2 separate regions of the Homo sapiens genome follow, and region 2 is linked to region 1. The links are chromatin loops, found by intact Hi-C in ENCODE. Cell type or tissue: mammary epithelial cell. All regions are shown on one strand. Links, peaks and the distances in the headings refer to the core of each region. The heading gives the core; the rest is flanking DNA.

Region 1 (4,409 bases), core at 322-4,321:
AAAACAACAGATTATTTCATTACAATTACAAAGATTCTAATTAATAAGTGGGGCTTGAGTTCCAGGAATATATTTTGAAAAACTCCAGACATAATTGTGATACTCATTAGAGTTGACAGTCATCCCATGCGGAGAATGAAAAGATTTTGAAAGGCTTACAGGAAGGGAGAAAATATGTTATAATCCATGTTTAATTATTATCAATTCTCTAGGTAAGTAAATAAACAAAATGCCTATTAGAATAGAGGTCACAAATATGTGGCCCATAGATTGGTTTTACTGGATGTACACAGAATCGGTATATTCTCTCTGCATGGGCATGTGTGTGTATGTGTGTGCTTGTATATGTTTATTAATTAGTTACCTCTACTTCATAATGTAAAAATTTTACATAATAAAATTATTTTCCTAGTTCCCTTGTGAAGTTAGGTCTTATGACAACACTGGGCCTATTGATCGACATGGCAACAATTGGCTGGAGCACCCTATGGATTGGACATGCATCCTACTGGCTGCTCAGCCCTCACTGTTGCCAGTTTTACTTTAACTTGCTTTACTCATTCGTCTCCCCGACTGGCCAGCGTAGGCATTTGAGATTGTAATGAATGGGTAGTGGATATTATATTTAAAATGGACAGTACTAATCTTGTCTATAATTTAGTAAGCCTACTTTTGGCAGAGAGAAGATAAGTCGAAATGTGCCAAAGTCCCATAGTGCATTGAGATGTTTATTTTGGAATTTTGAAAAAATAGTATATTGGAGAAATAGGGAAAATTAACATTTATTGAGCAATTACTCTGTGCCAAGGACTGTGCTAAAAGATTTAAATATATGCCATCAGTTAATCAGCGTAGTAATCTAAAAGTATAGAAAAATAAATTATATGAAAGACAGAGTTATTTTATTGCTAAATTTACAGTAGTTGGTATAATACCTGGTACAAAGGAGGTGCCCAATTAATATTTTTGACTGATTAAAAAAAAGATAAATCACAATTGGTAATATTGACACTCTGAGGTGCTACAAAGATCATATAGGTACCACAATTTTTAACTAGAATTGACCTATCTCTTGGCCTTCAAAACCTGGGAGTCTCCAGTGTCCAGTATCGGTTTCCCCTTTTCAGTGAAGGATTCCTCAGAAAAATGAATCATGTCTTAAGATCGAGCAAGAAGGAGACCATTGCCATAAATCAGTTAAATTTCTAACCAAATCCTTTTGTGCAATATCTTGTTCTCTCTTCTTTCAGTCTACATAAATAAACATCTTATCTTCTTAAGACATGCAAATAAGGGAGTTGGTGACAAGTGAAGTTAATAGAGAAACATGATAGAGTTCCAGACTATCAGGATCCCTGTGAGACCACATTTGAAAGTCTCTGAACATGGCATACTCTTCTCAGCCTGTCTTAAATCTGGTCTGTTTTGTCTGACAAGCTAAGAGAACTCTACATAATTAAAAAAAAAAATCCACCCACATTGCAAATATCTGCTGAATTTTAACGCAACCCTTAGTTGACCCAAGATATTAATCAAGTGAAATTAAATTTCTGGAAAAGACCTCGTTTATTGATGAGATGATTTAGCATAGCTTAGCTTGGCTACTCTTCACCTTGAACATGGATTAGGCAATGCCCTATTTGAATCTCATTCCAAGGTTCAAAACTTTCAGGTCAATGGGCTCAGCTTTCTTCTGATGGTCTGTGACATTTTTTTTTTTTTTTGTACCATCCAGGATTCCTACCGACACTGTAGATATTTATGTTACTGAGATAAATTGTCCTTTACTAAACATGTGGTTACATTAAACGAGGGAGTCAGGCAACTGCCTAGATTTATTTAGGGAGTTTTTTTCCTCTTTATTTTAGTTTTTCCATAATCAGAAAGCATTTGTACAAATTCTTGGAAGGGCAGTGGAGATTTACCTTAATTCTTCTTCGAAACCCCTTTTTTGTATATGCTGAAGTTAAATATTAAAGACAAATAATTTAACAGTTGTTATCCAATAAACAATTTCAATTTAAGTAACAGACCTCTGATGGAGTCTCATGGAGTAAAGAGGACTATGCATGTAAGCAATCCATAAACTTATATTGAGAAGTGACTAATTTGGTGGTCCCTACCTTGCCAATGGTTTTTTGTTTTAATAAACTTAAGGCCATTGTGTTAACATAGGTTGACACAGAGCTCTCTGAGTGTTGTTCTCAAATTACCCATCATCCATCTTGCCATTGGATCCACATCCTTCTGCTGAGCAGCTCCTATTAAAATTAGAGCAAATCTCAAGGGAAGCCAGGTTTCTAAGAAGAGGCTGTGTTTCTGGGCAGTCATCAGACAGCATCATATGTCCCACACTTGTATCTCTGTTTTTGCTACCAACTTTATCAAGAGCTTCTCATTACATGGTAGGTAGTGAGAAAGAGCTAAAAATCACCAAATTAAGGCCAGAATTACAAATAATGGCATTGTATTTTATTCATGCTGAGCAATTTAACAATTTAGTAGTTTTGAGTAGTAGCATGCCTTAATATTTCAGTGCATGGATAAGTGATTTATGTTCAAAGTAAGCCTCATGACCATCTAGCATCACAGAAGAAAAGTAGAAAGTCAATATGCAGTGTGTATGACAGCCACATGGTAGTATGGAGAAATGCTCAGGATATGTGTTAAGTGAAAAAAGCAGAAGATAAAGCATACGCCTTTGATGGTTATACCTTTTAAAATATGCATAGAAAAACAAATGCAAGGTGGTACTTTAAAATATTCATTTGAAATGTTACATTGTAGTTATGTATAATGTATTCTGTTATACATTATACATGTGTAATATTTATGTTACATTATAGTTATGTATGTGTATAGTTATCATAGTTAAATATATTACTTCTCCGATGAAAACATTGAAAAGTGACAAATATAAAACAAAACAATATGCAAAAGATGATTATTTTGCCAATGAAGTTGTAATTTTTAACATGAGAACTGTAAACTAAATAAAAGCACCATTATACAAGTTAAAAAGTAAAATACAGTTCTGAAAAAATGTTTTCTTGATATTTCTTTAATTTTTAAATACCATTTTTTCAAAGGGAGTAATCATAATTCAATTTAATGAAAGCAAAAATGTCTATATGTAAAGTAAAGCAAGATCTTGGTTGAAGGAAAAAGGAAAAATACAAGACAGACATGGAGGCAGGTATGACTATAATTCAAATAACATACTAAATGTTAACAAGATAGTATTCATATAAAGAAAGGGAAATAAAGGACATTCAGACTTTGCCTCTTTTGGAAATGCTACATTCACAGATACCTTGGGGAATACGGTATGGAGGCTACAACAAGGTTATTTGAGATCCATTTGAGATTATGTCAACCGACAATTATGCTGAGGGATTGACAAGATAAAAAGGCACTATTTTTTCCCATATCCAATTCCTCTGATATGCTTCACTAAATGCATAAAGACAGAGACAAAACATGAAGGAAAAATATTTATACATTTTTAGGTTTGTGAATAGTTTCAAGGGAGAGAAGAGACATCATGAGGTCATCTGGTATGCCTTCATAAATACTTTAGAGTATTATTCACTGTGCACAATTTGCAGTGCCCTTGGCAATCCAAATACATTTCCTTTCTTTTGCTGAAGACCAAGCAGGTCTGCCTGGCTCTGAGGGGTACCTTACATCAGGGTGTTTTATGCATGAGATTCCTGATTGAAAAGAGCCAATAGAATAAAGCTGAGCAGAATCCTTGAAAGAGTGAGAACTCCAAAGGTCACATTCCAAAGTCTAGTGAATAAAGAAAGAGTGTGCTTATGGGCAGAAAATGGGGACAAGTGTCAAGGACAAAGAGAAGACAAAACGGCCCAGTGGATAGAAAACAGGAAGTTTTCTTTGAGAGGCTATGGTTACAAAGAGGCATGAACACCCCATTGTTCACTTCTATTGTCAATAGGCCTGTGGTAGGTTGGCACATCAGACTAGCTAAAAAATACATTAGGGAGGGAACTTGTCACATTTAGCAATGTCCTCTTTTCAATGTCCTCAAGACTTACTCCCGGTCTTAGGCAGTTTCAAATTCATAGCAAGCAATGTTACAAGCATCAAATTTAATGGCCCCTGTATCTGTTGCTAGTTTTCATTATGACCTGCCTTCCATCTTTCCTGAACTTTTGCTATAACAAGACCATCTGTCTTTTTTTGGTTGGTAGGAAGTACATCAACATTATCAGCATCCATCTTTTTCCCTCTGCCCTGTCACACCACCATGCCAGAGATACATGAGAAAGGGTTAAAATTTCTACAAAAATGCATGATTCCTAAAATAGGCTAAAAGAATAAAAATGCTACCATCTAACACATTAGATTGATTGCCTTAAATGTAAAAATTTACGTATGTAACTATC
Region 2 (4,409 bases), core at 342-4,341, 52 kb after region 1:
GGATAGGGAACAAATATTACTTCCTTTGCAAATATAAAAAACTCTCTGTTTGAAAGTCATTGCTCATAATTTGGGAAGAGATACAAGTCCTTCACAGAAGAACTCTTGGGCTAAATTCTGATTGCATTCAAGTCTAAAGAAAAAAATAATCTTTCCTCAGTTGCAGTCACACATTGTCTTATCCAAACTTGTCATCTACATAAGGCAACTTGATGGCCAAAGACCTTACAGCCAAATCCAGTGCCCTAGTTTCTGCTCATTTCTTCCTGGCATCTGGTATGTTCCCGTCCATCTGCTTCCTTTACATGGTCTCTGTTCACTTTCGTATTTAAAAGTTTTACTTTGCTCCATATTTAAGTAGTAAATCTAGTTAATTTCTTTAGGAGTTAAGCAAGTTATATATCTTAATTTATTATAGAAAAAAATCTCATGTCTCTGCTATGGTAGTTCTCAAATGCCAATCTGAAAAACAGTGAGTAGGTGACTAACTTTTCACTGGTTTGTGATGAAAAGAGAACAACATGATTATAGAATTTTAAAATACAAAGTAAGTTGCCAGATTCTTTATTCTGAAATTTTTGCCCTTACCTTTTTTGGGTATTTGATCATTCTTCAGTTTACAAAATGATAATTACATTTGCTTTTAATTTTCCTTTGATACATTTTTGGCAAAATTAAAGTTGGCAACCTAATATCAATTGTTCATTTTTTTTCTCCCACCATCTTCTCAATCAAATTTTACTAGTCCATTAAATCTAATTCAGGAACCACTGGAAATACACATTTTGAACTGAAAAGTCACCTTTCTGAAAATCAAGTAGCATGTTTCTGGGCACTATCAGAATAGAGCCATAAACTAGGCAAGAGCCATTGATTCCCATTTCATGGACACATGTGACAAAACTGTCAGATGACTCCCAATGATTTCTCTCTCCTCATACTCCTGCCTGTTTGTGTCATTCCTTCCCTTTGGCAGGGCACAGGATTTGTTTCTAAACAATATATTATGGTAAAGGTAATGGAATGTCACTTTGCTGATTACGTTGCATAAGGTTAAATACCCCTCTTGCTAGGAGACACTTTCTCCTTAACTTTGATGAAACAAGCAGGCATGCTGGAGAGGCCCATGTGGCAAGGAACTGAGACCGGCTGCTGGCTAACAGCAAGAAACTAATACCCTCATCATTACAGGCTGTAAAGAATTGAATTATGTCAATATCCATATGAACTTGGAAGAAGATCCTTTCTTAGACAAAGCTGGATAAAAACCAAGACGTAACTGACACTTTGACTGCAGCCTTGTAAGACACTGAAGTGGAAAACAAGCTAAACCCTGTCTGGAATCCTGATGTAGGGAAACTGTGAGATAATAAGTGTGGGATGTTTAAACTGCTAATTTTTTGGTAATATTATTACATAGCTATAGATAATTCATATAAATAGAAATTGAGTCAACTATACTTAATTGGAGATCCCTGAAGACATTCTAGACTGGAAAGTATTGAGTTACTAAAACCAATTAAGTCCATATAGAACTCATGTTGAAGTAATTTAAAAATCATTGTTGAGATTATTTTAAAGGGAATTAATATGTTTCTTTTTATGTTTTTCCATTTAAAATGTTAAACTCTTCCCAATCTTAACGATTTTAACTCAAAAATATATTCAGTGCATTTAAACTTAAATGATTTTAGCATGATAATTTTCATTTGTTTCCTGTGATGGGGAACACTTTAGTAATTCCAGTGTTAGGGAGTTATAGGACTTAATTGTCATGTTAAGTCATTTGCATTGTTCATTGAGTCATAGGTTAGCATGACTGGAACTATTCTTTAGTTAAAATAAGAATAGTCATCAAACAAAAACATGTGATGACAAGTGTGAGTTGCTAATCCAGTTTTGAATCATAGGTCTAAATCAAACTGTGTCTTATGTATTTTCTAATTCTCATTTGCATTTGAACCCCCATGCACACAAATGAGATTCACTCCCAGTTACTCATTTCCTCACACTGACTTTTAATTAGAATGGAGAAGAAAGCTATATCTTATATCTATGAAGTGAATAGTGTGGAAATTCTCTGCAGTGAAAATATTCAATTCAAACCGGTGAACGTTCATTGGGCAACTTATAACTGCATGGGAGAGAAGGTAGGAAACTGAAAGACAGCATGAAACTTGCTCTCCGTCAGACAGAAGAGGACATTCTGATAAGGGAATTCTCAGGGAATGGATTTTTTAGAACTGGTTCCTTAGAAAATATGTCAAAGATTTTGAAAGTGCTGAATATCTAGAGGTGTTGCTGTCACCACCAGGGTGATTTTCTTTACCCATCTGACAAGATGCAAAAAGAAAAGCAACATAAGTACTTTGAAGAAGATTGAAAAGCTACAGAATAGCCCACTTTAAGAATCAATTTCAGCGAGTTTGAAGTTAGTGCTTTTTATTGTAATTTGGAAAGCAACTTATCTTTTGGGTTGATTGATGTTATTTGGGAGAAGTTTTAGTCATTTATTTTGTGCCAGGCACTGTGCTAGGCTGTAAGGATCCAGCTGTGGAAAGATAAGTGTGGTTCTTGTCCTATGCAGTGTACAGTCCAGAAGAAAAGCAGATATGAGAAATATCACAAGTGTGATGAGTGTTGTAAAAAGAGAAGCCTGAACTATCATGAGAGCATGTTGGAAGGAGATGTCATATGCTCTTTATTTTTCAGTTTTCTGTACACCGACTTGTATTGTAAATTTATTGACTCATACCATATATACACAAAAAAATACAGAAATAATAAGTGTACAGCTTGGAAAATTATCACAAAGTGAACACTTCCGTGTAACTGCCACAAGAATCAGGAAATAGAAAAATACCAGAACCTCAGAAGCCCTCTTCTTTTAACCTTCCAATTTCTCTAGCCTCCCTTTTCCTCAGAGGTTATCATTATCCTGACTTATAATACCACAAATTAATTTTATTTAAATTTTTTTTGTGAATGAATCCCATTTTATCTACTCTTGTGGTGTCTGGTTCTTTCTTTAGTGTGAGTCATCCTTGCTTTTGAAGGTAGTGCTAGTCTATTGCCATTTCTCTATATTATGCCATTGTTTAAATACAGCATAACTTATTTATTTATTCTCCTTTTGAGTTGTTTCCAGCTTGGGGCATTTACAAATAAAGCTATTATAAACATGGAGATTAGTATGGTCAGCCTTAGTGGAGTCTGCCAATTGGGTAATCCAATTTATACTCTTATAAGCATACAGGTAGTGTAAAAGAGCTGCAGAGAGTCTACATCTTAACCAACTCATGGAATAATCAAAATTTTCAAATTTTAATTTTTCATGTCTGTAATAGTATTGAACTTTGATTTTAATTTGCATCTTTTCAGTTCCTAATGAGGTTGATTTATACATCAACTCTTGTTGCATCCAGACAGCTAGTCTCTTATCCATAAATTTTATATCAAACACTTACAAAATTATGTCTCTGTAAAGGGGGTTGAATTTATACAGACTATACGTATGCTTTTGTGGGATAACATTCTTTACAAGAATAAAATATGCTACAGTAAAGAATAGAAGATCTAGTTATGTGGCAGTAGGAAAATTACTTAACTCTCTAGTGCTTACCCAACTCACATTAGGAGAGAGGTGTTAGGCTGTTAAAAACCTATAAGCTATAGTCCAGTTCTTATACATTGCCATCAACCCCTACCTCAAATAGAAAAAATAAGGTTGAAGATTTTCCTAAATATAAATTATATGCTTTTAATGCATATTTTCTTTCAGGTTATTCCACTGAAGGACAGCCACTGGCATTAAGAAGTGTTAGTTACATGTACACAAGATCATGGGTCCTCAGGTAAAATTTCTATTTATTTATGTAAAGTGTCTCAAAATATCACTCTAGAAATATCAATCACTCCCACACCCAAGAATGAAAAAAACTAATATCACTTTGCAGAAATGTGTGCTTCTTAGAGGAAGACACATTCGCACCCTTCCAAGCTCAATGCCCAATTCATTAAGTCTTTCTTAAATATGACTCCAGCCCTCACAATCCAAGACAAATGCACAGGTCTAAAGAACTTAAAAGTAAAACCTAAAACTATAAAAACCCTTGAAAAGTAACAATTCTAGGATATACTATTCTGGACATAGAACCAGGCAAAGATTTCATGAGAAAGACATCAAAAGCAATTACAATAAAAACAAAAATTGACAAGTGAGACCTAATTAAACTAAAGAGCTCCTGCACATCAAAAGACATTATCAACAGATTAAACAGACAACCTACAGATTGAGAGAAAATATTTGCAAACTATGCATCTGACAAAGGTCAAATATCCAGAATCTATAAGGAACTTAAATTAACAAGCAGAAAAACAAACAACCCCATTTAAAAGTGGGCAAAGAC

What was found. A loop is a pair of places that touch in the nucleus more often than their neighbours do. Peaks named below come from ENCODE experiments on the same cell type or tissue, not always from the same donor. Only the 100,000 strongest peaks of a DNase experiment are listed, where the experiment ranks them.
Region 2: it touches region 1 in a loop (2.6-fold over the local background); 1 of 110 quality-filtered maps calls a loop at or near these places.

What each region holds. Positions count from the first base shown.
Region 1 is chr11:41,000,155-41,004,563 of GRCh38, forward strand. The region is part of intron 1 of LRRC4C (leucine rich repeat containing 4C); the gene reads right to left. Among named protein-coding and RNA genes, the nearest start is that of LRRC4C, 460 kb to the right of the region's middle. In mammary epithelial cell, for the core only: no CTCF peak of the experiment used is centred there; no DNase peak of the experiment used is centred there; H3K27ac peaks cover 420 bases.
Region 2 is chr11:41,052,195-41,056,603 of GRCh38, forward strand. All of the region lies in intron 1 of LRRC4C (leucine rich repeat containing 4C), which reads right to left. Among named protein-coding and RNA genes, the nearest start is that of LRRC4C, 410 kb to the right of the region's middle. In mammary epithelial cell, for the core only: a CTCF peak has its summit at 2,302; a DNase peak (open chromatin) is centred at 1,877; H3K4me3 peaks cover 651 bases; H3K27ac peaks cover 2,670 bases.